Linked DNA regions of Homo sapiens: all the other regions are linked to region 1. Evidence: chromatin loops called from intact Hi-C (ENCODE). Cell type or tissue: heart right ventricle. All regions are shown on one strand. Each heading gives the region's core, and the rest is flanking DNA. Links, peaks and the distances in the headings are about the cores only.

Region 1 (8,000 bases), core at 1-8,000:
GTGTGAACATCTACTTGCTATTTTGCTTCCGCTCTGTGGAAGAAGCATGTACTAGTTTTCTTTAGTCGGCCATCTTGAGAATCTCCCAGAATAAAGAATTGTAGGCTGGGCGCAGTGGCTCACACCTGTAATCCCAGCATTTTGGGAGGCCAAGGCGGGCAGATCACCTGAAGTCAGGAGTTCGAGACAAGTCTGACCAACAAGGGGAAACCCTGTCGCTACTAAAAATACAAAAATTAGCCGGGCATGGTGGTGCATGCCTGTAATCCCAGCTACTCGGAAGGCTGAGGCAGGAGGAGGTGGGAGGCGGAGGTTGCGGTGAACCAAGATTGTGCCGTTGCACTCCAGCCTGGGCAACGAGAGCAAAACTCCATCTCAGGAAAAAAAAAAAAGAATTTTAATAATCACTTAAATCATACCACTCTGACATGACCACTAGTGCCCTTTGGTCTGTCTTCTTTTAGTCTTCCCAAATCACTGAGTATATATCAATTTTGCACTATAAAATTGAGACTGTACTATCATGTATTTCTGACCTTTCTACTTAATTTTATTGAGCATATTTTCATGTCATAATATTGTGTTTGCAAAAACATATTTGCCCATAGTATTCTCTCAGTTGGTTGTACCAACCCCTGATTATTGGCCACAAGTTGCTTCCAACTTTTTTGTTGCTTCACCAGCACTTCGATAAACATCTCTTTATATATTATTTCATGTTTATGTCTTCTATTGATTCTTAGTAGAGATAGGAAATGAAATTGAAAGAGGTGAATAATTTTAAGTCTTTTGTCCTTCAACAGGGGCATATTATTTACATGAATTGGCAAATGAAAGTCAGTGTTCCTACTGATTTTGAATATACCTGGGTTCACATATCCCACCGCAGCTACTTGCAGGCCTGTTCCTGCTAGTGGCTGTTTTTTGTGTTTTTTTTTTTAATTGACTCAAGAATTATCATGACTTCCAGAGCTGCCTCTAGTGTCACTGAAACTATCTCTTTTTTCTACAAGTAAAAGACCATACAGAAGTCATGGTGATACTATTTCTTCTCAGTGTTCTCAGGGTCTGGAATAATATTTACATTTTACAAGAGGTGCTAATGCAGTACTATAATTACTGAGTACATCAATCACTACACTATGCGTAATATGCCGATTATAATCACATCATATTAATAATAGCAGAGATGGTGTATTGATAATAATAGGGACCTCAGAAAATAAAAACTCAGACACAATGCAGTGGCAAATCATGATTTTTCATTCTTTTCAAGCACACTTATCAATAGGCAAAATGCTTTGAGCTATTGTTTTCTTTCTTCTGTTGTATGCATAAGATGCTGAGTTTGATAAAATTAACTGGGGCTTGAGATGTGATTTAGCAGCTCCTTTGAGAATGGTGTTTATCGGTGCATGGCCAGATTGTATGTCTGTGGATACCGAGATGCCGCCAGGGATAGCTGTCTTAGTGCCAAAGGATCTTACCCAGCATCTCCCAGTTGTCCTGGGACAAACTTGAGCAATTCTAATTTCCAAAGTTGTACAGTCCCTTTGCATTTGCTACTGCCCAGCTTCATTCTCTTTGTTCGCTACATGAATTTTCGAACTGGGAGTGTTTTAAGGCAACAATACCCTTACTCAGTTGCTTTGACCTGGACCCTCCAAGAGCATCCTCTCAGTTCCATCACAAATAGAGACTTTGGTCACCTAGAAGCCTTGTGTGCTTAGCTGAGGACATCCCCATTTGGTAGACAAGGCAACTGAAGTAGAGACAACATGACATGCAGACTCATTGTGAAGTAAAGATGAGGTTCAGAAGTGTTCTTTCTTTTTAAATGTTTTTTCTTTGTATTTGTAATTTGCTGGCTCATAGGTAAGGACACTTGATGGTGGGGGGAAAAAGGATCAAAGCACTTTTGAAAATTACAGATGCCAGGAGAGTCCCCTAAGTACTTAAAAGAGCATTCGCTTTTGCTGGTACTGTTGAGTGAGAGTGATGGGAAAAGTTAAGAACTGGGGCAGAGGAAGTGCCTTTCCAAACAGAAGCATGTTCCAGCTGCAGCTCCTGTGAGGACACTATTCCCGGGTCTGCTTGCCTAGGCTTTGCTAGTGCTTTATGCATAACCCCAAGGCTGCTGGGAAAGGAATGTGGGAGCTTTCAGTGTCTCTCCATCAATACCTCTTATATCTCACTGGCTGTGTGTCACATCCTTCAGTCTTCCAGGCAATTTTGGAAGAACTAAGCACCAGAGACATTATAGGAGTGCATTTTCGGGGGCACAGCCTTATTTATATTGTTTTCTTCTAATCTGGGGAGGAGTCAGAAAGGGGTTTCTGCCATTTTTCTAAATCTGAAAAGCGACATGGCTCTAGCAGCTGGACCACAGAGTATGACTTGGAGTGTTTCCATGGATTAAATGACCATTTGTCTCATGTCAAGATGTCAAAAGCGGGAGTGAAACAGGGATTTATATTTCTGTCTGCTTTCTGGTTTATTGAGTGACATAATCTGGCTTTAATTAAAAATATACAGATGCTGTCTCTCCCTGAAGCATCTTGGCAGTTTCTTCAGTGGCTTGTTCCTCTGTAGCTATAAATAGCCATTTTATGTTACTTCAGCCCATCCAGCAGTTTCTGATTTGGCAGGTCTGGGATGAGGTCAGGAATCTGCATTTCTGAGGAAAATGCTGCTAATGCTGCTGGTGTTGGCACCACACTGTGGGAGCCACTGTTTAAAGTTATCAGGATTCCACATGGCACTAATCAGTGACCATTAACAAAGCACCACAGTGAATTAATAGATTTATTCCAGAGAAATACCCAGCTGAGTCAAGTGTGTGCTATGACTGACCATTCATAACTGCTCCCTTCAAAACTAGTGTGACTCAAAGTCTTCCATATTTAGGGTAGTTGGACACATACACATACACATGAGTGCTTATAACCTTAGATGTGTTGATCAGATTATAGGTCGAGCTACGTATTATAAGTGAATGAACTGTATCATCCAGACAATAATGTATTTGATAATCTACAGATAAATAGATAAAAGAGAATAAATAACAATACCTGGGAAAAATGAGATGCTAACTGCAAGGAAGTACAGCATTGAAAACTAGACAGCTTTGATGTACCTGAAAAGGTTTTCTCTGACACATATAGCAATATAGGATGATCCGTCTACATTTATTTTAATTTTTTTAAATGAGTCATTTACATTTAGAAGATTGATCTATGTCCCCAGCTTGCTATTTTTATCATGCACTTAATGGGGGAAGAAAAGCATTTGTGTTATTCCTGCCCAGAAGCTCAAAATGTAATGACTGAAATGTACCCAGTCTCAGATGGATTTGTTTGTCTCCTCCACCAAGCACCATCACGGTGATGATTCTCTCCTGAGTGTGTCCTGGGATTGAAGACAGAAATCCATTAGATCTGGAGAGCCCTCTAATGGCCCAAACTTTAAATGTAGCATAGAATTTTTTCTGGTAAATGTTCTTATCTGCTTGTAGGGAGATGCCCCGTGGTTATGACCCAATGGTTTACTTGCTTTTCTGGTTTTGTGTTTACAAAAACAGATCTTCCAAAGGTCCAAAAAATTGTTCCCTATTTTTCCATCCTAAGAACTTAGAAATCCATTCTCTCTCTTTTTCTTTCCCTTCCTCTTTGTGTGTTTGTGTCCCTACATTATTCTTTTAAAACAGCATTTTCCAAAGCATGTTTATGAGGAAAACTAGTATCATTAGATGCTTTGAAAAGGGAGTCTCTGTTTACATGAGACTGAGGGGCTACATCCCTTTTGATTTTTCACAGTTTACATCGGCATGTTTAAGGCTCTGAAAAGTTCTGTAACAAAGTTCCATTCAACTTTGTTTAGGGAAGAATTTCTCAGTCTCTCCTTCACCCCCAAAATATGCTTTCCTAGGAAATGGGTGTTTGGTAAAACACTTTAAGAAATAAAGATTTAAAAGATATTTTGTCCCTGGAAATCAAATCTATTCCATATAAATATGATTCTAACAAGAGATCAAGACAAAAAATAAAGCAATCATGTATGTGTGTATATACACACGTATATGTATATATACATGTGTATATACACATATATATACGTGTATATAACGTATATATGTATATATACATGTGTATATATGTGTATATACACACGTATATATGTGTGCATGTGTATATATACATGTATATGCACACATAAATATGTGTGTATGTGCAAGGTTATTTCTCTCTCTTTTTCAATTCTTGTCCTCAGAAAATGTTTTGGGGCCAGACATGGTGACTCACATCTGTAATCTCAACACTTTGGGAGGCCAAAGCAGGAGGATTGCTTGAGGCCAGGTGTTTGGGACCAGTCTAGGCAACACAGTGAGACCCTGTCTCTACAAAAAAAAAAAAAAATAGCTGGGCATGGCAGTATGTGTCTGTAGTCCCAGCTGCTCAGAAGGCTGAGAGGCAGGTGGATCTCTTGAGCCCAGGAGGTCGAGGTTACAGTGAGCTATGATCACAGTACTGCATTCCAGCCTAGGTGACAAGAGCGAGACCCTGTCTCAAAAAAAAAAAAAAGAAAGTGTTTTGGATTGGCTTTTCTTCTAACTTGATGACTGGATTTTAAATCCAATGTTCACCCTCCCTTTAGGATTATGGCCCTGAGCAAATATTTTTTGCTGGGGACCTCTTCCATATAAAAAGTTGGAGTCACTTGAAATAAGCTTATCAGCAACATTCTGATGGCCAGTCTCAGGGGTTTCCATAAGTGAAATGCCAAGCTGACCAAAAAGAACAGTCTCACCATCTTACCACTCACCCTCCTGGAAACAGGCCCCATCTTCATGCTCACAACACCTTTGTGGATAGGAGCCCTAGAGTTCCAGAAGCATATAATCGACCGTACACATGGAGTAGTGTTGGGGAGTGCTCCGAAGGGGAGATATGGCAACCAAAGCCCAGTCCTGGTACAGGCTCTCAGGATGCCCTGACCAGATGGCACTGCAGCTGCAGCTGGTCCCTTCTGCCAGAGGAAGACTTAGGAAACTGTAAGAAAGGTGCTCAAAAGCATGACGGTCCCCTTAGATTCAGGGCTTGGGGCAGGGTCCCTCTTTGCCAGAGTCTATCTTTGTGTCCAGTGGCAGAGAGGAAGAAAATATTGCCTGTCTCAGGATTTTTTCATAGCAGATACCCCCAACTATTTTTCCTAAATCTTTCTCCAACTATGATATTGCATATTTTCTCTGATCAAAGATTTCCCCTTTACAAATCCAGAGGAATTATCCCTTGAACATCCAAGCTTATTTCTCCAAGCCCTGCTTATCACGCCATAGGAATGCCTACCATGCTCCCATGCAGACATGAGCACAGCCTTTCAATCCTGAGTGTTGGGACCAATTGAGCACCATTGGCTTTTCTACCCTTATGTCTCTGTTTTCCAGCCTAATACTGCATCTTACTTGTTAAGTTCATTAAATCATGCTGTTTTCCCTAGCCAATTGAACTGAAATAGAATTCAACTTGCAGAATCAGTCCATGAAATGGTTTTTTCACCCATGTAATCCTGAGAGGCCAGCCTGCAGTTATGAACATATGCATCTCTCACTTACTGGGTATCTGTAACCTGGTTCTAAATACCACACTGGCTTTTCAACATAACATATTTCTGGACCAGCTGCCTCTTCTTTCTCTTGCTATTTTTCAAAGTAAACATGTTAACATTATTTTAAGACAGAAAGAATTAGTAAGATGAAAATTAGAAGGAAGAAAAACCACACAGTGCATTTCAAGCCCAAATTTAGTCAGTTCATTGCCCTGGTGGATTACCAACATCATTGTTCCATTCCTTGAGCAGGAGTAACCAAGCAGTGCAGTTTATGTATCATCTGGTATTCTGAAAATGTTTTAAAATCATTGGGTCATTAGGCTTCACTATCTTTCAAGGTTCTGACTCCAGAGCTGCTAACAGTGCCTAGGCTTTTTCTGTCTACAGAACAGGGAAAGCTACTAAATATCTTTCTGCAAGGTCTCATTCAGTTTAACCTTGACATCAATCCTGTGATTTACATGTCATTAGTCCTACTTTCTAGAAGAGCAAACCTGCCGTCTTTCTGCTGAACCTTGCCTCTCCTAGTGCAGAAGTGGAAAGCAGAATGCTGTAGGCTATGTGTGACAGCATTGTAAGCACCCGAAAGAGAGCAGTACCGGGCATTCAGTAAATGAACAAATCGATATCACTCTTTCTATCCTTAGTATCCAGGATGCAGGTTCTCTAGAACTCGTTTGAGTGTTGATATTAGCAAAGTTCTTCAGGTTGTTACATATCAGTGCATTATTGGTAAATACCATGATATAGTGGTAGGAGGGCCTTTACTCAACCAGTTTAGTCATCTGTCTTTCCACTAGTCAGAGTAGAACCTCATTATAAGCATAGGCCCTATCCCTCTTCCTTGCTGACTCTATTCTCATGACTGTCAGCCTTTATACAATTAGTCATAATATATGTAAAAGCAATGAACAAAACCCACGTGCTACACTAGGAATGATTTTGCAGCCTACCAACTTGTTCTAATAAAAAACAAAGTCAAAACAAAACAAAGTAGGAAAACAATTTCCTAGAAGGTCTAGTTTATTGTGTGTCAACTCATTCCTAGAGCATTTCAGGATTATGTAAATATAGGTATGCACATAAAGCAAATGTGAGAGAACAATCGATAGGTCTAGATTGTGAGTAAAGGGATCTGCATTATACTATCCTTTTAATTCTCTGTTCAGCAGTCTCCCCTTATCCACAGTTTCACTTTCCATGGTTTCAGTTACCCATGGTCAACCATGATCCAAAAATACTACATAACAGTAAGATATTTGGAGAGAGCAAGCGAGCGAGAGACTATATTCACATTCACACTACATTCACCTTTATTACAGTATATTGTTATCATTGTTCTATTTTACTGTTAGCTGTTGTCATCAATCTCTTACTATGCCTAATTGATAACTTCAACTTTATCATAGGTATGTATGTATAGGAAAAAACATAGTGTGTATAGGGTTCAGTACTATCTGTACCATTTGTGGTTTCAGGCATCCCCTGGGGATCTTGGAACATAACTCCTCCAAATAAGGAAGGACTAGTATACTACAATAAACTTTGTGGAACAAATACTTGGCAACATCATTTTAAATGACTGAACGATTTTCCATTCTAAGACTGCAATATAAAGCACTTGAACCCTGTCCATGTGCTATATGACTCACATTAACTGTAATGTACCCATCTGGAGCAATCTTGTTATAAGCTTCTAACCACGAAGGTAAACTTTCCTAGGCCACTGCTTCATTGTAATTGTTGATGAAATGCTAAAACTTTACTCACTGTTAGAAATTGTAAATTGTGACTTTTACATGAAAGGTATTTCTATTACATAAAAGATAACTTCTGATTGGCCTTGTTCCTAAAGATTTTATTTAACCTCTCTGTCTTAAGCTTCCTACTCTACCTCTTTTGCCTCATTGGGAAGTCACAAGTGTCCAGCACAATACTTAGGATATAGTAAAGGTTTTCAAAATATGTTTAATGAAAGAATAAAAGATGAAAATCTCTAGAAGAAGAAAAGATGAAAATCTCTATGCCCTCATGGTAATCTGGCTTACTATAATACTGTGTTATGATTAAAGAAATTTTGTGTATGGGTGTGTGTGTGTGTGTGTGTGTGTGTGTTTATCTGTCTGTTTGCATGCAGCCATGAGGATGATTTGGAGACTATATGTTTTACTTCTAAGTGGTTTTTTTGAGGTGTTTACAGATTTTATACATTTTATTCAAATTCTAAAGGTTAAGATCCTCAGAAAATGTGTTGTGTGTGTGCTCTGGAGGCTAGATTTCTGGGTCAATCAAATACTTGCAAACTACCTACAGATGCATCACTACTAAATGTTTTATGGCTATAGTTATATATTGAAATCTCTTTTACCTGATATGCTTATAAAAATGATGCC
Region 2 (10,709 bases), core at 1,061-9,060, 210 kb before region 1:
TGAGTACCCATTGTTTAGCTCCCACTTATAAGTGAGAACATGCAACATTGGGTTTTCTGTTCCTATGTTAATTCACTTAGGATAATGGCTTCCAGCTGCATACATATTTCTGCAAAGGAAATGATTTCATTCCTTTTTATGGCTGCATAGTATTCCATGGCGTATATGCACCATATTTGCTTTAACCAGTCCACTGTTGATGGGCACCTAGGTTGACTCCATGACTTTGCTATTGCGAAGAGTGCTGTGATGAACATAGAAGTGAATGTGTCTTTTTGGTTGAATGATTTCTTTTCTCTCAGCTATATACACAGCAATGGGATTGCTGGGTTGAATGGTAGTTCTTTTTTCTTTGAGAAATCCCCACAATGCTTTACACTGTGGCTGAACTAATTGTACATTCCCACCAACAGTGTGTAAGTATTCTGTTTTCTCCACAGTCTTGCCAGCGTCTATTGTTTTTTTTAACTTTTTAGTAATAGCCATTCTGACTGGTGTGTTGTGGTATTGATTTGCAGCTCCCTGAAGAGTAGTGAAGAGAATTTTTTCATGTTTGTTGGCTGCTTTTCTTTCCTTTTTTTCTGTTTTCTTTCTTTCTTTCTTTTTTTTTTTTTTGGATGGAGTTTCGCTCTTGTTGCCCAGGCTGGAGTGCAATGGCGTGATCTCCGCTCGCTGCAACCTCCGCCTTCCGGGTTCAAGCGATTCTGCTGCCTCAGCCTACCAAGTAGCTGGGATTACAGGCATACGCCACTACATCCAGCTAATTTTGTATTTTTAGTAGAGACAGGGTTTCCCCATGTTGGTCAGGCTTGTCTCAAACTCCCGACCTCAGGTGATCCACCCACCTCGGCCTCCCAAAGTCCTGGGATTACAGGCGTGAGCCACCTTGCCCAGCCGGCTGCTTTTTTTCTTTTTTTTTCTTTTGAGAATATCTGTTCATGTCTTTTGTCCATTTTAAATAGGGTTATTTGGTTTTGCTTGTTCGATTGCGTAAGTTCTTTATAGATTCTGGATATTAGACCTTTGTCACACGCAGAACTTGTGAATATTTTCCCCCATTCTATATGTTGTCTGTTTACTGTATTGATTGTTTTGCTGTCTAGAAGCTCTTTAGTTTAATTATGTCCTACTTGTTAACTTTTGGTTTTGTTGTAGTTACTTTTGAGGACCTAGTTATAAATTCTTTTCCAAGGCCAATGTCCAGAAAGGTGTTTCCTAGGTTTTGTTCTAGGATTCTTATAGTTTGAAGTCTTACATTTAAGTCTTTAAATAATCTTGAATTAGTTTTTGTATTTGGTGAAAGAGAGGGGGGCAGTTTCTTTCTTTTGTATAAGGCTAGCCAGCTATCCCAGCATTATTTATTGAATAGGGAGTGCTTTCCCCATTACTTATTTTTGTCGACTTTGTCAAGGATCAGATGGCTGTAGGTATGTGGCTTTATTTCTGGGTTCTCTATTCTGTTCCATTGGCCTATCTTTCTGTCTTCGTACAAGTACCATGCTGTTTTGGTGACTGTTAACTTACAGTGTAGTTTGAAGTCAAGTAATGTGATGTCTACTGCTTTGTTCTTTTTGCTTAGGGTTGCTTTGTCTATTTTGGCTCTTTTTTGGTTCCATATGAATTTTAGAATAGTTTTTTCCAGCTCCATGAAAAATGACATTGGTAGCTTGATAGCAGTAATATTGAATCTGTAGATTGCTTTGGGCAGCATGGCCATTTTAAGCATATTGATTCTCCCAAACCATGAGCAGGGAAAGTTTTTCCATTTGTTTGTGTCATCTATGATTCTTCCAGCAGTGTTTTGTAGATCTCCTTGTAGAACTTGTAGTTCATCTCCTTGGTTAGATGTATTCCTAGGCCCTGCCCTGCCCTGCCCTGCCCTGCCCTTCTCTTCCCTTCCCTTCCTTCTCTCGGCAGCTATTGTGAATGGGATTGCATTCCCGATTTGGCTCTCTGCTTAAAGGTTATTGATATGTAGAAATGCTATTGATTTTTGTACACTGATTTTGTATCCTGAAACTTTACTAAGTCATTTATCAGTTCCAGGAGACTTTTGGTAGAGTCTTTAGGGTTTTCCAGGTATATAACCATATCATCAGAAAAGAGAGGTAGTTTGACTTTTTTCCTATTTGGATGCCTTTTATTTTTTTCTCTTGCCTCATTGCTCTGGCAAGGACTTCTAGTACTATGTTGAATAAGAGTGGTGAGAGTGGGCATCCTTTTCTGGTTCTCAGGGGAAATGGTCTGAGTTTTTGCTCATTCAGTATGATGTTGGCTGTGGGTTTGCATAGATGGCTCTTATTAGTTTGACATATATTGCTTCTAAGCATAGTTTCTTGAGGGTTTTAATCATGGAGAGATGTTGAATTTTATTAAAAAACATTTTCCACATTGTGATGATCATATGGTTTTTGTTTTTAGTTCTGTTTATGTGATGAATCACATTTATTGATTTGTATATGTTGCACCAACTTTGCATCTCAGGAATGAAGCCTACTTGATCATAGAGAATTAATTTTTTGATGTGTTGCTAGATTTGCTTTGGTAGTAATTTTTTGAGGATTTTTTCCATCTATGTTCAGCAGGGATATTGACCTGTAGTTTTCTTTTCTTGTGTCTTTGCCAGGTTTTAGTATCGGAGTGATGCTGGCTTCATAGAAGGAGTTAGGGAGAAGTCTCTCCGCCTTGATTTTTTGAAATACTTTCAGTAGGATTGGTATCAACTCCTCTTTGAATGTTTGATAGAATTCGGCTGTGAATCCACCTGGTCCAGGGCTTTTTGGGTAGGTAGGTTTTTTTTTTTTTTAATTACTGATTCAATTTTGGAACTCAATATTGGTTTATTCAGGGTTTCAATTTCTTCCTGATTCAATATTGGCAGACTGTGTGTTTCCAGGAATTTATCCATTTTCTCTAGGTTCATAATAGTCTCTGAGGATCTTTTATATTTCTGTGGGATTGGTTGTATGCCACCTTTGTCTTTCTGATTGTGCTTATTTGGATCTTCTGTCTATTTCTACACTAATCTAGCTAGCAGCAATTGATCTTATCTATCCTTTCAATGAACAAACATTTGGTTATGTGATTATGTGCATGGATTTCGGGGTCTCAACGTTGCTCAGTTCTGTTCTGGTTTTAGTTATGTCTTTTCTTCTGCTTGTGTAAGAGTTAGTTTGTCCTTGTTTTTCTAGTTCCTTTGGGTGTAATGTTAGAGTGTTAATTTGAGATCTTTCTAACTTTTTGAGGTAGGTCTTTAGCACTATAAACTTTTGTCTTAATGCTGATTTTGTTGTGTCCCAGAGATTTTGGTATGTTGTGTCTCTGTTTTCTTTTATTTCAAAGGATTTTTTATTTCTGCTTTATTTGTTTATCCCAAAGTCATTTAGGAGCAAATTGTTTAATTTCCATGTAATTGCGTGGTTTTGAAAGACTTCTTGGTATTAATTTCTGGTTTTATTCCACTGTGATCAGAGAGGACGTTTGGAATTATTTTGATTTATTTGAATTTATTAGGACTTGCTTTATGACCTACCATGTGGTTGATTTTGGAGTATGTTCCATGTGCAAATAAAAAGAATATATATTCCAAGGTTGTTGGGTGGAGTTTTCTGTGGATGTCTATTAGATCCAATCAGTCAAGTGTTGAATTTAAGTCCAGAGTTTCTTTGTTGGTTTTCTGCCTTGATAGTCTGTCAATGCTGTCAGTGGGGTGTTGATAGTCCTCCACTATTGTTGTGTGACTGTCCAAGTCTTTTTATAGGTCTAGAAGTACTTGTTTCGTGAATCTGCGTGCTCCAATATTGGGTGCATATATATTAAGGATAGTTAAGTCCTCTGTAAATTGAATCTTTTATCATTATGCAATGTCCTTCTTTGTCATTTTTTACTGTTGTTGGTTTAAAATCTGTTTTATTTGATATAAGAATAGCGACCCCTGCTCTTTTCTGTGTTCCATTTGCATGACAGATTTTTTTCTCCAACTCTTTACTTTGAGCCTATGAGTGTCATTTCATGTGAGATAGGCCTCTTGAAAACAGAAGATGAATGGGTCTTATTTTTTTAAATCCAGTTTGCCACTCTGTGCCTTTTAAGTGGGGCATTGAGACCATTTACATTCAAGATTAATATTGATATGTGAGGTTTTGATCTTGTTATGAAGTTGTTAACTGGTGGCCTTGTAGTTTCTATAGTGTGGTGCTTTATAGGGTCTGTGGGCTATGTGTGTTTTTGTGGTAGTAGGTATCATTATTTTGTTCTCATGTTGAGAAATTCCTGAAGGATCTCTTGTAAGGAAGGTCTACTGGTAATGAATTCCGTTAGTACTTGCTTGTCTGGAAAATATTTTATTTCTCCTTTGCTTATAGAGCTTAGTTTGGCAGGATATGAAATTCTTGGTTGGAATTTCTTTTCTTTAAGAATACTGAAAATAGGCCTCCAATCTCTCCTGGCTTGTAAGGTTTCTTCTGAGAAGTCTACTGTTAGCCTGATGGGGTTCTTTTTGTATGTGATCTGACCTTTTTCTTTTGCTGCCTTTAAGATTTTTTTCTTTAGCATTGACTTTGGGCAGTCTGGTGACTATATGCATTGATGATGTTTAGTTTGTACACTATCTCACATGTGTTCTCTAGATTTCTTGTATCTGGATGTCTATCTCTCTAGCAAGATTAGGAACTTTTCTTGAATTATTGCCTCAAATGTTTTCATGGTTGTTTTCTTCTCTTCTGTATCTATTGTTAATGTCCAGTAATTCATAATTTTGGTCACTTCACATAATCCAATATTTCTTGAAAACTGTGTTCATTTTAAAAAATTCTCTTCTCTTTATTTTTATCTAACTGGGTAGTTCAAAAAATCAGTCTTCAAGCTTTGAAATTCTTTCTTCTGCTTGGTGCAGTCTGTTCATAAAGATTTCAATTGTAGTTTGAAATTCCTTAGGTGAGTTTTTCAATTCCAGAAGTTCTGGTTGATTTCTTTTGAAGATGTTTACCTCTTCCTTCCTTTCCTGGATTGCTTTAGAAATGTCTTTTTGTTGACTTTCAACCTTGTCTTGGATCTCATTGCTGCTTACTTGCAATCCATGCCTTGAATTATTTATCTATCTAGCTATCATTTCTGAGTTTCCATTTTAGTTAGGGACTATTGCTGGGGAGCTAGTGTGATCCTTTGGTACTGTCACTACATTCAGATTTTGCCAGGTTTCTTGCACTAGTTCCTTTTCATCTAGAGATGCTTGCCCTTCTAATTTTAGTAACTATTTTCATGCAGGTAGAATTTTTTCTTTTTCTTTCCTTTTTTCCAATAATATTATTGTTTTTTTCTTCTTTCCCTTTCCTTCCTTCCCACCCCAGGGTGTGTGACTGTAGAGAATGCTGGGTAGGGTCTTTTGGCTTTGCTTGCGTAGCCCTATGCTCTTCTGTCACCAGGTTTTATATTGGGCTGTGCAATTTGACCTACAAGCCAATAGATGGCGCTTATGGGTAAGAGCTGGCTGTGTGGCCCGGCATGGTGGCTCGTATCTGTAATCTCAGCATTTTGGGAGCCAGAGGAAGTAGGATCCCTTCAGTCCAGGAGTTCAAGAACAGCCTGGGCAACATAGCGAGACCCTGTCTCTACAAAAAATGAAAAAAATTGCTGGTCATGGTGGCATGTGCCTGTGGGTCCCAGCTACTTGGGACAGTGAGGTGGGATGATTGCTTGAGCCCGGGAGGTCAAGGCTGCAGTAAGCCATGATCACACCACTACACTCAGGGTGACAGAGTGAAAACCTGTCTCAAAAAAAATGCTATGTGGATGGGAATATATGTGATCCCATCCACATAGCATTTTTTTTTTTTTTACTGGAAGAAGCTCTCGCTTGCCTCAGGAAATGGGTTGATTCATGGAGTGCACGGTGGTCTGAGCTCCCTCTTCAGCCCCAGTGGAGGGGAGGAAGCAAGATGGGCAGGGCCAGACCAGGCAGGTCCACCTGTAGGTCCCCTGATGGCAGGCACAAGTACCAGCACTGAGGGAGAATCCAGTGGATGGCCACCTCGCATCCAGAGGTGTGCCTCGGCATGGAGCTGCAAGACCTCCTCATCCCTGAGTTCTCTGCCTGGAGATTGGGGTCAGCCTAAACTTCTAACCCAGGAGGGTAGGTGCTTCAGACGCATGGAGATTCTGCCTGGGTGTAGAGTGGGGAGGGCCTCCTGCACCAGGATCTCCGCACAGGAAGATTGGGGTGACTCAGACTGCTGTTCCAGTGAGCAGGTGTCTGAATGCCTGGAGATCTGTCTGGCATGGAGTGGAGAGGGCCCCTCTGCACCCAGATCGCTGCACGGGAAGGGTGGGGCGGCTCAGGTTGCCAATCCAGGCAAACAGCTACTCAAATCACTTTTTATCCCACCACTGCATATCTCTTTTCTCCTTCACAACCAGATTTCTTGAAAGAGATGCCTAAAATTTTTGTCTCCACTTTCTTAACTCCCAATCTTTCCTCAACCTATTTAAGGCTGAATGTCATGGCCCATCACTCTCCCATTCCCACAATCACTGCCCTGAACCAGCTCTGATAAAGTCAACAGTGATCTCCCTGTCCTCAAATACATCCAATGATGTTCAGACCTTATTTTACTACATGATTCAGCAATGTTCTTAAATACTATTAACAACTTCCACCTTCTTGCAGCTCTTCCTCCCCTTGCCTTGGGTGCTACCACATTCTCCTGGTGTCCTTTCTACCTCTCTGATGCTCCTTCTTAACCTAGTTGGTGGGCTTATCTGCTACTCAGCCATTAAAAGTGAAGTCTGTCAAGGTGGTCTTTTTTCATTATATGCTTTCTTTCCAGGCAACTGTATCCAAGATCATTAATTTTAACTGCTATCTGTAAGCTATTTATATCTAGTTATGTCTTTGGCTCAGACATTTCCTTTGAGTTCCAGATGTATATATCCAACCACCTATTTCATATTTTCCCTTGATATGTCTCAAAGGTATTTCAGACACCTCATGTCCCAGACTGAACTGAGGCTCTTCCCCCACAAATCCTGTCTTCTGCCAGTGGTTCCTGTCTCATGAATGACTCACGCATCTTTTACTGGCCATCTTCTTTCCCACCATAGGGCCTTTGTGCTTCCTGATCTAGCTTCATGATATGTTCTTTCTTCTCTTACCTTGGGTAACTTCACAATTCTTTATTTGTCATATGTCTCTTCCGCAGAGAAATTTTCCATGACCCACAAGCCCAGGTCAGCTTTTTGTATTACATTCCTTTTTACCTGGAACACTGAACTCAGTTGGAAGGTTTGCTTGTATTAATTAGCATGATTATTGAGTAAACCTCTGGGACTCCCACTGTTTGGTCTGTCTTAGCTGCCTCCCCAACAGAACCACCCCTGTTATTGTTCCAGTATGTTGCCAGTGCCCAGTCTAGTGCCTGACATACATGGAGCAGATGCTCAATAATAGCTGTTTAAATTACATATGTGCAAGCATAAATGGTTATAAACATGGTTAGCATAGAGTGTGATACAACTTACTCCCTATGTAAAATTTAAACAATTTGGGTGCTTTTTCTATTTTGGGATGTGGATGATTTTATTATGTGCTGCTTTTATTTGGTGTATGGTTAATATCAGGGGAGAGGTAGATTTCAGTGGCATATTGGATACTCTAATGCACCTGGAATTATTATAACACTTAAAGGCAGATAAGATCCCAGGGGCCCAACAGGAAGAAGGTAAGGAAAACTACTCCTGAAAAGTAACATCAAAAGCCCCCCATTGCCTTCCTCTTTTGCAAAACAGCCTATCTGGCTAAAAGCTAAAAGTTTATAATGGGATGTGGATTATTATGGTAATATGAAGTCAAGGAGGTGATTTGAGAAGAAGACATAATGTAGACAGAGGCTTAGTCTATATAGACTTTGGGCAAAAGTCTCTTTCTTCGAGATAGGCTTTACATGTTGCAATGCCCGCTCTCCTGAATATGAAGAACCTTATGAGGACCATGAAACTGTTTTAAGGTTCTACAGGCAGATTTATCTTTTGTTTTTGTACATTCCCATATAATTTAGAAATTTGTTCTAATAGGGCTGGTGCAGTGGCTCACACCTGAAATCCCAACACTTTGGGAGGCTGATATGGGATGATCTCTTGAAGCCAGGAGTTCAAGACCAGCCTGGGCAACATAGCAAGATTCCATCTCTACAAAAAAAATTAATACATTAGCCCCATGTAGTGGCATGCACCTGTAGTCTCAGCTACTCAGTGGGGCTGAGGTGGGAGGATCACTAGAGCCCAGGAGTTGCAGGTGACAGTGAGCTATGATTGTGCTACCACCCTCCAGCCTGGATGACAGAGTGAGATCCTGACTTTAAAAAAAAGAAAAAGAAGATGTTCTAATAGGATTTAGAAAATAAGAGTCCTGGGGGCTGGGCGCACTGTCTCACGCCTGTAATTCCAGTACTTTGGGAGCAGAAGGTGGGCAGATCATGAGGTCAGGAGATTGAGACCATCCTGGCCAACATGGTGAAACCCCATCTCTACTAAAATACAAAAAATTAGCTGGATGTGGTGGCACATGCCTGTAGTCCCAGCTACTCGGGAGGCTGAGGCAGGGGAATTGCTTGAACCCAGGAGGCGGAGGTTGCAGTGAGCCGAGATCCCGCCACTGCACTCCAGCCTGGCAACAGAGCAAGACTCCATCTCAAAAAATAAATAAATAAATAAATAAGAGTCATGGCAAAGGTAACCGAGGGGCACTGAAACCATCCAAGAAGGATGATGGCAAACATTTATATAGCAGTGATTATAGTCCGGGAACTGTTCCAAGGGTTTAACATATATTAGCTATTTTGATCCTCAACACAACCTTATAAAAGAAGTATTATTTTTATTCTTATTTTGGAGATGAGGAAACAAGAGCAGAAAGGAGCTGAGTAACTTATGCAAGATGATTACTGTTGTGCCATGGTTATGAACTTTCTCAACAGGAAATGAGTTTAGACATGAAAAAAAAGGCAGACTACTGTGTTCCATAAAATGAACAAATAAGAGCAGGCGAAAGGAAACCTGCTGACAGCCCCAGAATTAAGATAGACTCTTAATGGGGTGGTTGTTGACTTAGAACTGGGGAGGGGCACAGTTCTTGCTTTGCAAATTTGCCTCCTCTGAAGGTTTTCTTACTCCTTGTGTGAGTATTTTCATCTGTCTATATATGTCCTAACATTCTGCAGATTCTTCTCAACACATTGAAAATATGAAGAAAATCCTCATTGGCCTGCAGAATGAGACTGATGGGACCTTGTGGGACTGATTTTTTTTTTTTGAAAGAGCTAGCTGAGGTTTTATTTTGTACAAAAAAAAAAAAAAAAAAAAGCAGTTGAATTGTTTTGTAGCTGGAGGCATGGGCAAAGGGTGTCCCCAGGCAGTAAACTCCCCCGTGGGTGGGCTGAGAGCTAGGGGTGAGCCTCAGGTGGGTCTCCTGTTCCCTTTGCTCCCCTGCACAGCGGCCTCCCTCCCCGGCTCTGGGGCAGCCACAGGAGGGGCAGGCTGGGAGGGGCTGTCGCAGCTGTTCACTTGGGCAGAATGTCAGAGGACTCGGACGCCAGCTTCCCATCGCGGGTCTTGATCTTCACAGCCACGGCCCTGGTGGAGCTGGTGTGGCTGAAGGAGCTGGAGCCCGCGCCAGAGCCAAAGCTGGAGCCCAGGCCGTAGCTGAGGCCGGGGCTTGTGAGGCGCCCGTAGGAGAGCTCAGACCACCTGCATAGCCACAGGTGGTCTTCGTATGGATACTCATGTTCTGCATCCCAGACTCCAGCCAGCTCTCCTCGCCCTCCAGCAGCTTCCTGTAGGCGTCCAGGGCCAGTTCCTGTACTCACGCAGCTGCTGAGCCATGTCCTGCTTGGCTAGCTGCAGGGCGGTCTCCAGCTCAGACAGCTTGGCTTTGGCACCCTTCATGGCCAGCTCCCCGGGCTGCTCTGCGTCTGTGACGGCGGCCTCTAGGGAAGCCCTCTGGCCTTTGAGGCCCTCAATCTCAGCCTGGAGCCAGCTGATGTTCCGGTTCATCTCGGAGATCTCAGCCTTTGTACGCCCCAGGTCATCCCAGCGCTTCCCAGCCAGCATCTGCAGCTCCTCATACTTCATCTGGTCCGTGCTCTCAGCCTCAGTCAGGCTGCGGTTGGCGATCACCTTGTACTGAGCCTTGACCTCAGCGATGATGCTGTCCATGTCCAGGGAGCAGCTGTTGTCCATGGACAGCACCACAGACGTGTCCGAGATCTAGGACTGCAGCTCCTGGATCTCTTCTTCATACAGCTGCCTGAGGAAGCTGATCTCTTCAGTCAGCGCTTCCAGGCGAGACTCCAGCTCTACCTTGTTCATGTAAGCTTCACCCACATCTGAGGAGAAATTCATTCTCCATCTCTGTACGCTTATTGATTTCATCCTCATACTTTTTCTTGAAGTTCTCCGCCAGCCTCTGCATGTTGCCAAGCTCTGCCTCCAGCTTCGGCTTCTCCTGGCTCAGAGTCTCCAGCCGCTGCATAAAGTTGTTGATGTAGCTCTCGAACATGTCCACGTTGCTCCAAGCCATCTTCTGCTGCTGCAGGAGGCTCCCCTTGGTCTCCAGCATCTTGTTCTGCTGCTCCAGGAAACGTATCTTGTCAATGAAGGAGGGAAACTTCTTGTTGAGGGTCTTGATCTGCTCCTTCTCCTGGGTGCGCATGGCCTGG
Region 3 (10,709 bases), core at 129-8,128, 300 kb before region 1:
AGGATCAGAGTGACACCTCAGAGTCAAGAGCCTGGGAGGGAGACACAGACTGTCCTAAGCCAGAAGCAGTTGCTCCAGTCAGGAATCAGGTTTGATAAACTGAGGTCATAGCTTAGGTCCTGCATCCTATCTTCTTTAAGTGTCTACCCTATGTTTTTCTTTGTTTCTCCTACATCCTACATTCCACTATAATTATCTGCTTACTAGTCTCTGTCTCCTGGAAATTCTTCAAAGACAAGGAATTTGTCTTACTCATTTTGGTAAATCTAGTACCCACCACACATTAGACATTTACTAAATGTGTGTTGCATCATGAGTGAGAGAATGAATGAATAAATTATATACATGCAAGATCCTAGTTCGGGCTAAATAAGGACTAGTAAGTTTTATGAGACTGCTGTTTCAAAATAAACTGAAGTACTTAACTATATATGTGCTAACAACTGGGCAGCCTAAAAGCCAACAGTATTATGTCCTACAGTTCTCAATACCATCTACCACTAACATCTACAAATGTCTGACTAAATTTGGATGGCCAGATACTTTTGAAAGTCAGCTGTGTGGACCAACAAAATAAAAAACATATTTGACCCATTAGAGATATGTGCAAAGAAGCTGGATGATAACACAGTTTATGTACACTTACAACTTCCGTGTATGCTTCCTTAGCCCATGATTATTAAATGCATTGGAGTACTGTGAACCAATTTAGCTCAATGGATTTTTAAAGTCCACAATTATTGAAAAAAATCTTGCCTGCCTGTTAACTTATAAAACGACATTAGCATTTTATATTTGGGGCCCTAAGACATTTTCTGAGGACTTAATTTGGAAATTCATTATCTTACTCTAAAAGTAAAAACAGATACTACCCTCTTCTCTCAACATAGGACTTTATAACCTGGCAATAGAGTGAGAATCTTATTCTTTGAACAGTGCTCCTTCATTTGTTTCTCACTTTTCAAGAGAACATTGTATATTTCAGAGAGGATGTGGCAGTCTCCTGAAGTCTCCCATTGACCTCTGAGACAGAGAGGTCACATGTGGGTGATTAACAGCCCTTCCCATTCCCTAAGCACAAGATGCAGAGGCGCCACCCAGGTTCCAGTATCTCTATATCTCTCACACACTTTATGCCCACCTGGTTTAAAGTTTTCGGGTCTAGTAGTACTCAGTGGAAGACACCCTGCTTCACCCAGTAGGGAGCAGCAGAATGTTGCAGACCTGCATGTGATGCTTCCTACACATATGGCTTGCTTAGAGCATTTGTGTAGACCTTGTAGAATTTTTCTCTCTGGTCCACTGGAAACAACATATTGAATGTAAAAGAACTCAGCACAAGCATAGTAAAACCAATTATGTTTTAGACACAGTTATTTTTAAAAATTTATCTCGTGTCCCACTGAAAGAGAATTTTGAGCATGGATTAGAGGTGGTAATGGTGAAACAGACCATTATAAGATAATCAAGTAGTAATCCATATTTTTAGGACTCCCTAAATGGGTTTTCATGTTTCAGGTTACTGAGACTTCTTCATAAGAGATTATCTGTTTGTCAGGACCTATTGTGGGAAATCTGTATATTTGTAGAAAACATAGCACTCTACCCTATCAGGTACCCAAAGCTGTCTTAAAGGAGAGGTTCATGACAGTATTACTAACTCAAGATTCTCACTCCGTTTTCCTTAAAGTAAGTTCTGGTTGGGTGTGGTAGCCCACACCTCTAATCCCAGCACTTTGGGAAGCTGAGGGTGGGAAAATAGTTTTGGGCCAGGAGTTTGAGACCAGCCTGGTGAACATAGCAAGACTCTGTCTCTACAAAAATAAAAACATTAGTCCAGTGTAGTGGTACATGCCAGTCAGTATTCATAGCTACTCAGGAAGCTGAGGGAGGAGGAAGTCTTGAGCCCAAGAGTTTGAGGTTACAGTAAGCTATGATTGCACCAGTGCACTCCGGCCTAGGCGAGAAAGCAAAACTCTCTTTAAATAAATAAAAAAGAATAATAAGAAAGAATTCTGTATATACTCAGTCATCTTAGAAACAAATCCCTTTTATGTTTACATGTGACATGAAAAGCTATCGTATGTACCAATTTGCGAATGACAAAGTGGATTTCTCCAATTAAACGCATCCCAAGCTTGCTAGTAAAGGGCACGGAATACCTGTCTGCCTGTTTTGTATAAAGAGCGACTCATAGAAAATGTGATCTCTTTTTCTCCTGAATATGAAATTGAGAACTTTGAAATTATAAAGCCTCCCTTTCCCCAAAGAAATTTCTGTCTGCTTCCTTAGAATTTAGAGATTGTTGAGTCCTATTGGTACAAGAGGATTTTTTGTTCTTTGTTTCTACTTTAAATGAGAAGTGTTTAAGCTTTCAAAGGCATATTCAGAACCCATTGATCCACTGTTGTTTATAATTTACCTCTGGCAGAACACTATATCTTTCTAATTTTGGTTGTCTTCCTTTACTGGGAAGACACTATATCTTTCTAATTTTGGTTGTCTTTCCTTTGGTTGTCTTCCTTTGCCAACAATTGGCTAATTGTTGAGAGGAGGTGATTTCAGATTGGCAACTGATTGAAATCTTCAAGAATCTAGGTTAACCTTATTTTGAATTGATTGAAATCCCACAATCAATAGTATTTGGCCCAAAACTTTGGAAAGATCCTGACGTCACATCAAAAGCCCTAGTTATAGTTATCAAAGGCCAGAGTTCAGGATTTAAAATCACCACGACTCTGAAATTCAAAAATTAATCATAAACTTTTATGAAATTGTTTGTTCTAAAGGAAATACAGAGTTTGTGGGAATTTATAATATCTACAGCAATTTTTAAAGATAATAAAAATTATTTGTATTTCTTTTGTGCTTTATAATGTATGTTGTGCCTTCATGTATATTGTTTTATTTAATCTCTACAAAAGTGCAGTTAGGTGGATAGAGTCGTTTTATACATGACAAGCCAAGTCTTAGGGAGCTGGAAAAAAGCCTAAAGTCTAGAGCTAATAAGTTGAGGGACCAAGACTTAGAACCTGGATGACTTAATTTTAGGCTCTGTATTTTTTCCACTATGTTGGGGAATCATTTTCAGGTTTAAAAAGTTAATGGAAATAAGATATTTCCTAGTATTGCAAGAATCATGAAAGATTATTTTTTTTAACTGTTAAACTGTCCTGTAATTTACAGATGTGGTCATCAGGCACTGGTTTTCATTTTGCAAATCTGATTTGCTTGTGCCTAGAGTGGTTAAGAGCAGATCATCAGTTTTATAGTTCAGCAGATTTATACCGGAATTTGTGATCGCTCTCATATCTAATAGTATTCACAAGGTGGCAGTATTTCTGAATTCGGAAGAATAAAGCTGAGAGATGCCAAGTTTGCAGATTTTCATTAAAGAAATTTAAAGAGAAGATTGGATAAAAGATGACGAGATCAAGGATAGGTAGAAATAATTATTTAATTTACATTTGATAAGGTTCTTATTAGTTACCCTCAGTTTTCTAACTTCATTCTTTACCTTCATACTAAATCAGAAAGAGGAGAATTAAAATATTATTTTTGCATCATTTTTTACTCAAGTTCTATTATTATTCTGATTTTTCACTTCTATTTTCACTGCATTGTCCGCGTGTGTGTGCGCGCACGCGCGCGCATGTGTTGTGTGTGTCTACTTTAAAAATCTTAGTTTCCCTACTGTTTCCTCTAGAGGGAGCACCATGGTCCAGGAACATTCAAGAATCTAAATGCTTTCTTTTTATACTTTACTCAAAATTTCTAGAGATTTCTAAAGTCCATTTTCTCATTTGTGAGAAGAGGATAATTTAAGATACTGTTAGAAACTCATCATGAAACATCTAAAATTATGTGAAATTGAAATTTCAGAGACTCAAATTATCTTTGAACTTGGTGATACTCATCTGCTTACATTCCGTGTCATTCCTAACTTCAGCTTACCTTCAGACATTTCTTCCCACATGACTTCCTTTTTGAAAGTATATACAGGATCTTATAGCCTTGCTATTCTATGGCATATTCTACAGCAATGGAAATGTTTTATAATCTACTCTGTCCCACATAGTAGCCACCAACCACATGTCACAATTGAGTATTTGAAATCTGGCTATTGCTACCAAGGAACTGAATTTCAATTTAATTTAATTTTAATCAATTTAAACTTAAATAGACACATAGAGCAAGTGGCTGCTGTCTTGGATAACTCAGGTGAGGCTTCAAACTGCAAACTCTTTTGTGGTTTGAGACTAGCATGTTCTTAAGCATTCTCATGTGCAGAAGAAAATGGGTAATGGTTCTGTCTGAAATCTTGAATGGTATTTTAAAGTGTGTAAGTGAATTTCCAAGTACAGAATTGATTCATGGATACCTTTTAATAATAAATTATTTTAAGCAGCATAAATGCTTATCATTAGTCAGACTATCTTTCTCTAAACATTCTCCTTATTCAGTTGTATTACAGTGTTCTATTTATCTGTGAATGGCAGTCCCACTCAACTATAAACTATCTGTATCTTAACACCCAGAACAAATCTAGGCACTCAGTTGGCTTCTCAGTGGTTTTTTGTTTGAATCCCGTGTCCTCTGATGTATTTGCACTATTTTGCTTTATTATTTAACTTCTTACTTATGTTTTTTGTCTCTGCAGTAGTATCACTGCAGGAGAGTGAAGAGTTGGTAAGAAAGTTTCATCATTTACAATGGTGATTGACAGGCAAGACCATATAGGAATAGGTAAACCATATTTTTAATCAAAATAAAGGAAGATTTTCTCGGTATTAGCTAGGATTAGATTCAACTGTGAGTGATAAAAATCCCAAAATAATTGTGGCTTAACAGAGCAACAGTTTCTTTTTCTGTCACGTGGAAGTGTTGGTGGAGTGGCCCTGCTGAGAGCACCATGCCGCGGGGTCAGAGACCGGGGCTCCTTCCTCTTGTTCGTCCACCTTGGGTGACCTTGACCTCATGACGTAAGGTAGTGCCATCCAATAGTGGAGAGTCAGGGTAAGGGAAGCATTTCAGGCAAGGGGACGCAATGGAGAGGTGAGCAGAGGCAGGTGAAGCTGCACAGAAATTAAGGGCTAGGTTGTGGATGCCTTGTAAGTCGTGGTAGAGATTCTCAGCTTTAAGTCTGAGTGGAGCGATGCAATAGAAAGTTTTGTAGGCAGGGTATGAGATAAGGTTTCCCAGGTGCACTCATTCATCATACTGCACCCGGTTCAGATGCCACTTCCCCTTGAAGCTTCTCACAAGAGGACCACACAGTTTCAGTGTCCCTCCTCTGTACACATGGCCCTTTGTTCATGTTACTCTAATCGTGGAATAATGCGTTGTCACATCTCTGTCACTTCCTGGACCCTGAGCTCCCGGGGGTGGACTCATGCTGCTAATGCTCCTACTAAGCCTCCTCCATTATTCTCTTCTTTGTTTTCCTCTTACCTATAATCATCACTAACATTTTTATTATTGTCATCTTTGCATCTCTATCTAACCTGACCCTCTAGCACCCAGCACAGAGAATATAGTAAATGTATCCTGATTAATTTAGAATTAGTAAGTAATTTATCAATATATAGTAGGTCTTTTTTTTTTTTTTAAGACTAATGGAAATGCTCTCATCTGCATAGTTGCTCCTTTTTGGATCCTTCTTGATCATCAAAAGTGTTTTTTCCTTCTCACCTTTGACAGATCCTTGAGCAGAGTTCTCTTTCAGCCCCTGTGATCTGGCAGTACAAATATTCCTAGTAAATTCAATCATTCATTCGTTCATTCATGCAGCATGAATTCATATTTCCTGAGCTTATGGTATGCACAATACTAGGAAAAGTTCAACCATGAGCAACATTCCTTACATCTTAATGGAGGGAAACAGAGCTTAAACAAATGACTACAGATTTGGAAGGAAGCAGTGCTGTAAGGAAACCTGAAGTAGTGTAAAGAGAGAAAGCTTAGTGGGAAAGGCCCTTTCTTTTCATTTGGTGTCTTGTTTTCTACTCTTGCTCATGAAATGTTCTGAGTAGCTTCAAATATGTTTTAAATTGAATTGTGTAGAGTCCAGTACCTCTGAGAGGTAACTGAGTGCAGCTATTCTAGGGAGATGTGTTCTTTATTTGTTTGCTTTGTTTTATTTTTAAAGAAGCTGTGGAAAAATTCTTTCAAGTGTAAGTTTAAATGACTTTATTACTGTTTGTTCTTATTTGGTCGCCTATAGTAACATTTTTACCCTGCTTTAATTGAAGGCTCTTGAGATCTGTCAACAGAGAAACTTTGTAGAAGAGACAGTTTATCTTCTGAGTAAGTAGCTTTTATTCATTTTGGTCCCCATAAACTAAGAAATGGGATGACAACATGAAGTAAATTGTGTAAGAAAGGACATAGGTTTTAGACCAACGTAACACAGAATATGAGCCTATTTTTACAATAATTTAATATATGAAACAGACTTCACAGCACAGTAAAGAAGGAAGAGTTGTTTCATAAATGTTGAAATAACATATTGGCAATGTATAATCAACATATCAAAATTTATCAGTTTATACCTCACAACATAGATTAAGTTGTAGATGAGTTGACAAGTTTTTTCATTTTCTAAAAAATTATAATCAGCTTATATTACCATCATATTGGTAGAAAATAAATAATCACTTTTAGAAATCACACCCTAAATAACTAGAGGAAATGCAATTGAATACCATAGTTTTGGAGAAGGAGGAGAGCTTTTTAATATAATCTAGGTGTCAGTGTTCCTGGTCTTCTGGCTCCTACCTCCACATGAGTCACAATTTTTGTACCATGCATACCAAGAAACAAAACTTGTCATCTTTTCACATTCTTCCAAAATGAGCCACGTGCATGACAACAATGTGGGTTGTACTGAGGATTGCATAATGTAGCATATAACATAACATTCATATTTGGTGTTTCTCCATTGTCACTTCCCTGCTGACCTCAGTAGGGTTTTTCCGCTTTACGCCTTTCCCTTATACAGCACTCACTCTCATTGGCCTCTTTGCCTCTGTTGAAAAATAATCCAAATCCTCTATTCCCTTTTATGTGTATGCAGATTCATGGGTGCTCAGCCACAAACCCAGAACTGTCCAGTTATAGCACCTGCCCTTCTTAGGAGAAGTGCTTTTGGGGCTGCATTTTGTTACTTCAGCATGTTCCTGGGGTTCTAATCACAATTTTAGGTAGCTCATCAATTCACTAATTCCAAACAGTGTTCTCCCCAAGAAATATTTTGGTGGAATAAATTTTTGTCATATTGTCTTAGAAGCAGTAGAGGACTTATTAGGGACATATAGTCTGATTTTATAAAAACTTGATAATCCTGTAAACATTTTTAAATAACTAACCATTTTTAGAGACATAAACTGTGGAAATAATATTTGTAAGAAACACAAAATGCTGTGGAAGGGGTATCAAATGGGATATCATTTCATTCACAAGCCAGCTTTTATCAGTTGATAATGGCCGTGTGCAGGGGGAAGGATTCAAGATCCTTTACTAGTTCCTGCAAGCCCAGAGACAGGGGTAAGGGTGACAACCTACAACCAGGCAGTTGTTGTCCCTCCACTGAGTAAGGCTTTCTTACATGCACTATATTAAAAACTCATGGAAAACTTTAAACTATTAAAATGCCATAGGTCAGTGAGCAAAGTATGTAAAGACAATTAGCCAATAGAAGGCATGGTTGATAAATACTTTCATCTCATGAGGGTTATTGAAAGGCCTTCCCCTGAACGTGGGAGAGAAGAAAATGAGGAAGCCCTCTGATAGTTGAGTTTGCAGTTGGCACAAAGTGTATCAGAAAAGCAGTATGCACAGCTACCTCATGAGGCAGAATGACTTTAGGGCCTTTAAACATTTTAAGTGTATCTGCATGTGAAGGTATTGACCTCCAGAATATATATAAGTCTATCAAAAGTAAGTCAGAGTATGACAGACCTGGCTTCAAATTCACAGTGTACTATTTAGTAGCTGTATGATCTTAGCAAGCTACTAACATTTCTATTTCCTCTTCTATAAAAGAGGAATATTAGTAGAACATGCCTCATAGGGTTGTAGTGATGGTTATATGATGTCATTTATATGAGGCACTTAAATGAGTACTCAGTACAGAGTAAATATCCAGTAAATAGGAGATACTTATTTTGCTATGTTATAGACAGTAAATGTTGGTGTCACATGAGAAAATAGCCTTGTCTTAGCTTTCCACCTATGTAAACAAATTAAGAGATATGCAATTTCTTTAAAAAAATTATTAAAATACCTTAAATGAACTCTTTCTCCCATCTTCACCCCACCAAGGCCGAATGGGTAATAGCCGAAGTGCCCTGAAGATGATTATGGAGGAATTACATGATGTTGATAAAGCAATCGAATTTGCCAAGGAGCAAGATGATGGAGAGCTGTGGGAAGATTTGATTTTATATTCCATTGACAAACCACGTAAGCATAAAAGCCATCTCTGGTTATAACTTTTTTTTCTCTCAGTGTAACCAGTTATGTCTAGATTAAAAACTATTTCAAGATACATTGGGTTAAGAAAATGGTAGCGTACCTACAATAAAAATAGGCCAGGTGTGTTGTAATGATTTCCAATACTCCTCCTGTGCTGGAAAACCTGGAGCCTCATCACTTTGCATTACCTGCATGTGATGAAGAACAGGTGGCTACACAGTTTATTAATTGTGTCCCCATGAGGCATATTTTTACCTGCTGCAAGCAAATTGAATAAATGTCATCTGGGTTGTGTTGGTGTGGTTTTTTTTTGTTTTTAGCTTGTATATGGGAGTGTTTATAGTTTAAGTGTATAGACCTTACCAGTCTTTTTTGGAAACATGTAACTGTTCTGGACATTGATGATATTTGGATGTTTGTGTTGTAGTATTTAGCCTCTTTCCTGCACTATTTTTATCAGTACAACACCCAGAGTTTGTATTTGTTGGTCCTCAGCTTGACTGTTTGCATTGGGTCTCCCATTTTGGAAAGGAAAAAACAAAAGCAGTCACCTAACAGAAACCCAACTCTTTTGAAAATAACTAGCAGTAGTGATTTGAAATTTCCTCTTTCCTTTTTTTTTTTTTTAAGTTTGGTAGGAAGTCTTTGTGTTCATGTAACTACCTTAATCTGAAATTGACTTTAATAACTATCCTCTTGACAATATAAAGAATCTCACTTGTAACTAGCAAGATAAAGTAGTAGTTTAAGGATCTCAAGAGGCAAAGTGATGTGGCAGAACATATCATAAACTTGAGGCTGGCCTGAGTGAATTTGGGCACATTACTTATTAGCCGTGTGACCCTGGAAAAATTAAACACCCCATTTCCCTTGTCTGTAAAATGGGGACACAGCATTCCTACCTTGCACAGTATTTGAGGAAAGTGTATATGATACCTGAGCCATAGTCAGTTGTCAATAAATATTATTTACACCCATTTGATGCTAAAAACTGTATTTTGAAGGCAAGTAATCATTTGTTCAACTGTTTTAAAACAGTTCTTATTTACTTTCTCCTTCATGTCTTAAGGAGCGTTAGTTCTTGGAAGTTTAGAAGATTAATTCTTAAGAGTTTAGAAATTCAAATGGTTTTAACACTTACTTTGAAGGAAATAATTTTTTCTTTGAGTTACTTTTGATCTAAAATTGCATTATATGCAAATTATGTGCAAATAAAATTGCATTATAATGTTGCTTATATGTTCATTGTTTTATGTGGTATTTTGTAGCATTTATTACTGGCTTGTTAAACAACATTGGCACACATGTTGACCCAATTCTACTGATTCACCGTATTAAGGAAGGAATGGAGATCCCCAATTTGAGAGATTCCTTGGTTAAAATTCTGCAAGACTACAATTTGCAAGTAAGTATCCTTTCTTGGACAAATGAGCATCTGAATTAGTTGACTTAGTACTGGATAAATATTTCTAGGGTTTATGTTAGGTATCAGTTAAAAACTTTCGATTTTATGGTTACATTTTATTTAGGCCCAGATATTTAGAAAACTGTTCAAATAGAGTAATTAGAAACATCACCTTTAAAATTGCGTTGTCCAGTAATACCTTAAAGGCCTTAAGAAGGCTATTTGATTCTTTAGCCATCTCCAATTTTCACTTGTTTTTGAGCAGACATTCTTACATTTGTATGGTTAATATAACATGGAATCGAGGCGAGTATGAAAGCAGTTATAGTGGCCATTAGATCGGGCCACCCCAACATTTTTAGGGAGAATAAGTATTGTATCCGTTTGAGGGAATTAACAAAAATGTTTTTCAGTAAGGTAATAATTTTTCTTGAAGCCATTCAGTAGTCTGTTGCCTGAAAGCTGTTAAAATATAGGATTTTATTTAACCTTTTGTCTGTTTTCTAGAATAGTGCAACTTTATTATCCTTGTTAAATCAGAATTTGTCATAAGAACAGTGGAACTCATTATTTTCATATAAATTATTATACTAATTACAAAGCATCTTAATCTTTTCCTTAAAAAGACTCTAGCAATTACTATTTTTCAGGATGCTGGTAACTTCTATAGAACTTGAATTAAAACATTTCCTTAAAAATTCGGACTGTTGTTCTTCCTCTAATTTACTTGAAAATGAGGTTTTATTAATAATGGATGAAATTACTTTCCTAGAAACAATTTTTGCAGGTAAAGCCAAAAGAAAAGGCTATTAGCTGAGGAGCATTATGA

What was found. Hi-C counts contacts between places; a loop is a spot of excess contacts. Peaks named below come from ENCODE experiments on the same cell type or tissue, not always from the same donor. Only the 100,000 strongest peaks of a DNase experiment are listed, where the experiment ranks them.
Region 2: it touches region 1 in a loop (4-fold over the local background); 26 of 110 quality-filtered maps call a loop at or near these places.
Region 3: it touches region 1 in a loop (12-fold over the local background); 16 of 110 quality-filtered maps call a loop at or near these places.

The regions. Positions count from the first base shown.
Region 1 is chr7:38,447,474-38,455,473 of GRCh38, reverse strand. The region is part of intron 11 of AMPH (amphiphysin); the gene reads left to right. Among named protein-coding and RNA genes, the nearest start is that of TRG-AS1, 110 kb to the right of the region's middle. RefSeq lists enhancers at 1,031-1,200, 1,917-2,086 and a cis regulatory region at 2,001. In heart right ventricle, for the core only: CTCF peaks have their summits at 3,259 and 3,459 (motif pointing left); a DNase peak (open chromatin) is centred at 2,076; H3K27ac peaks cover 1,388 bases.
Region 2 is chr7:38,655,456-38,666,164 of GRCh38, reverse strand. It overlaps the pseudogene KRT8P20. Among named protein-coding and RNA genes, the nearest start is that of AMPH, 29 kb to the right of the region's middle. In heart right ventricle, for the core only: a CTCF peak has its summit at 5,450 (motif pointing right); no DNase peak of the experiment used is centred there.
Region 3 is chr7:38,741,156-38,751,864 of GRCh38, reverse strand. It overlaps VPS41 (VPS41 subunit of HOPS complex), which reads left to right. Exons shown (of 29, transcript NM_014396.4): 23 at 6,252-6,306; 24 at 8,323-8,463; 25 at 9,744-9,880. Among named protein-coding and RNA genes, the nearest start is that of AMPH, 120 kb to the right of the region's middle. In heart right ventricle, for the core only: a CTCF peak has its summit at 3,700 (motif pointing right); no DNase peak of the experiment used is centred there.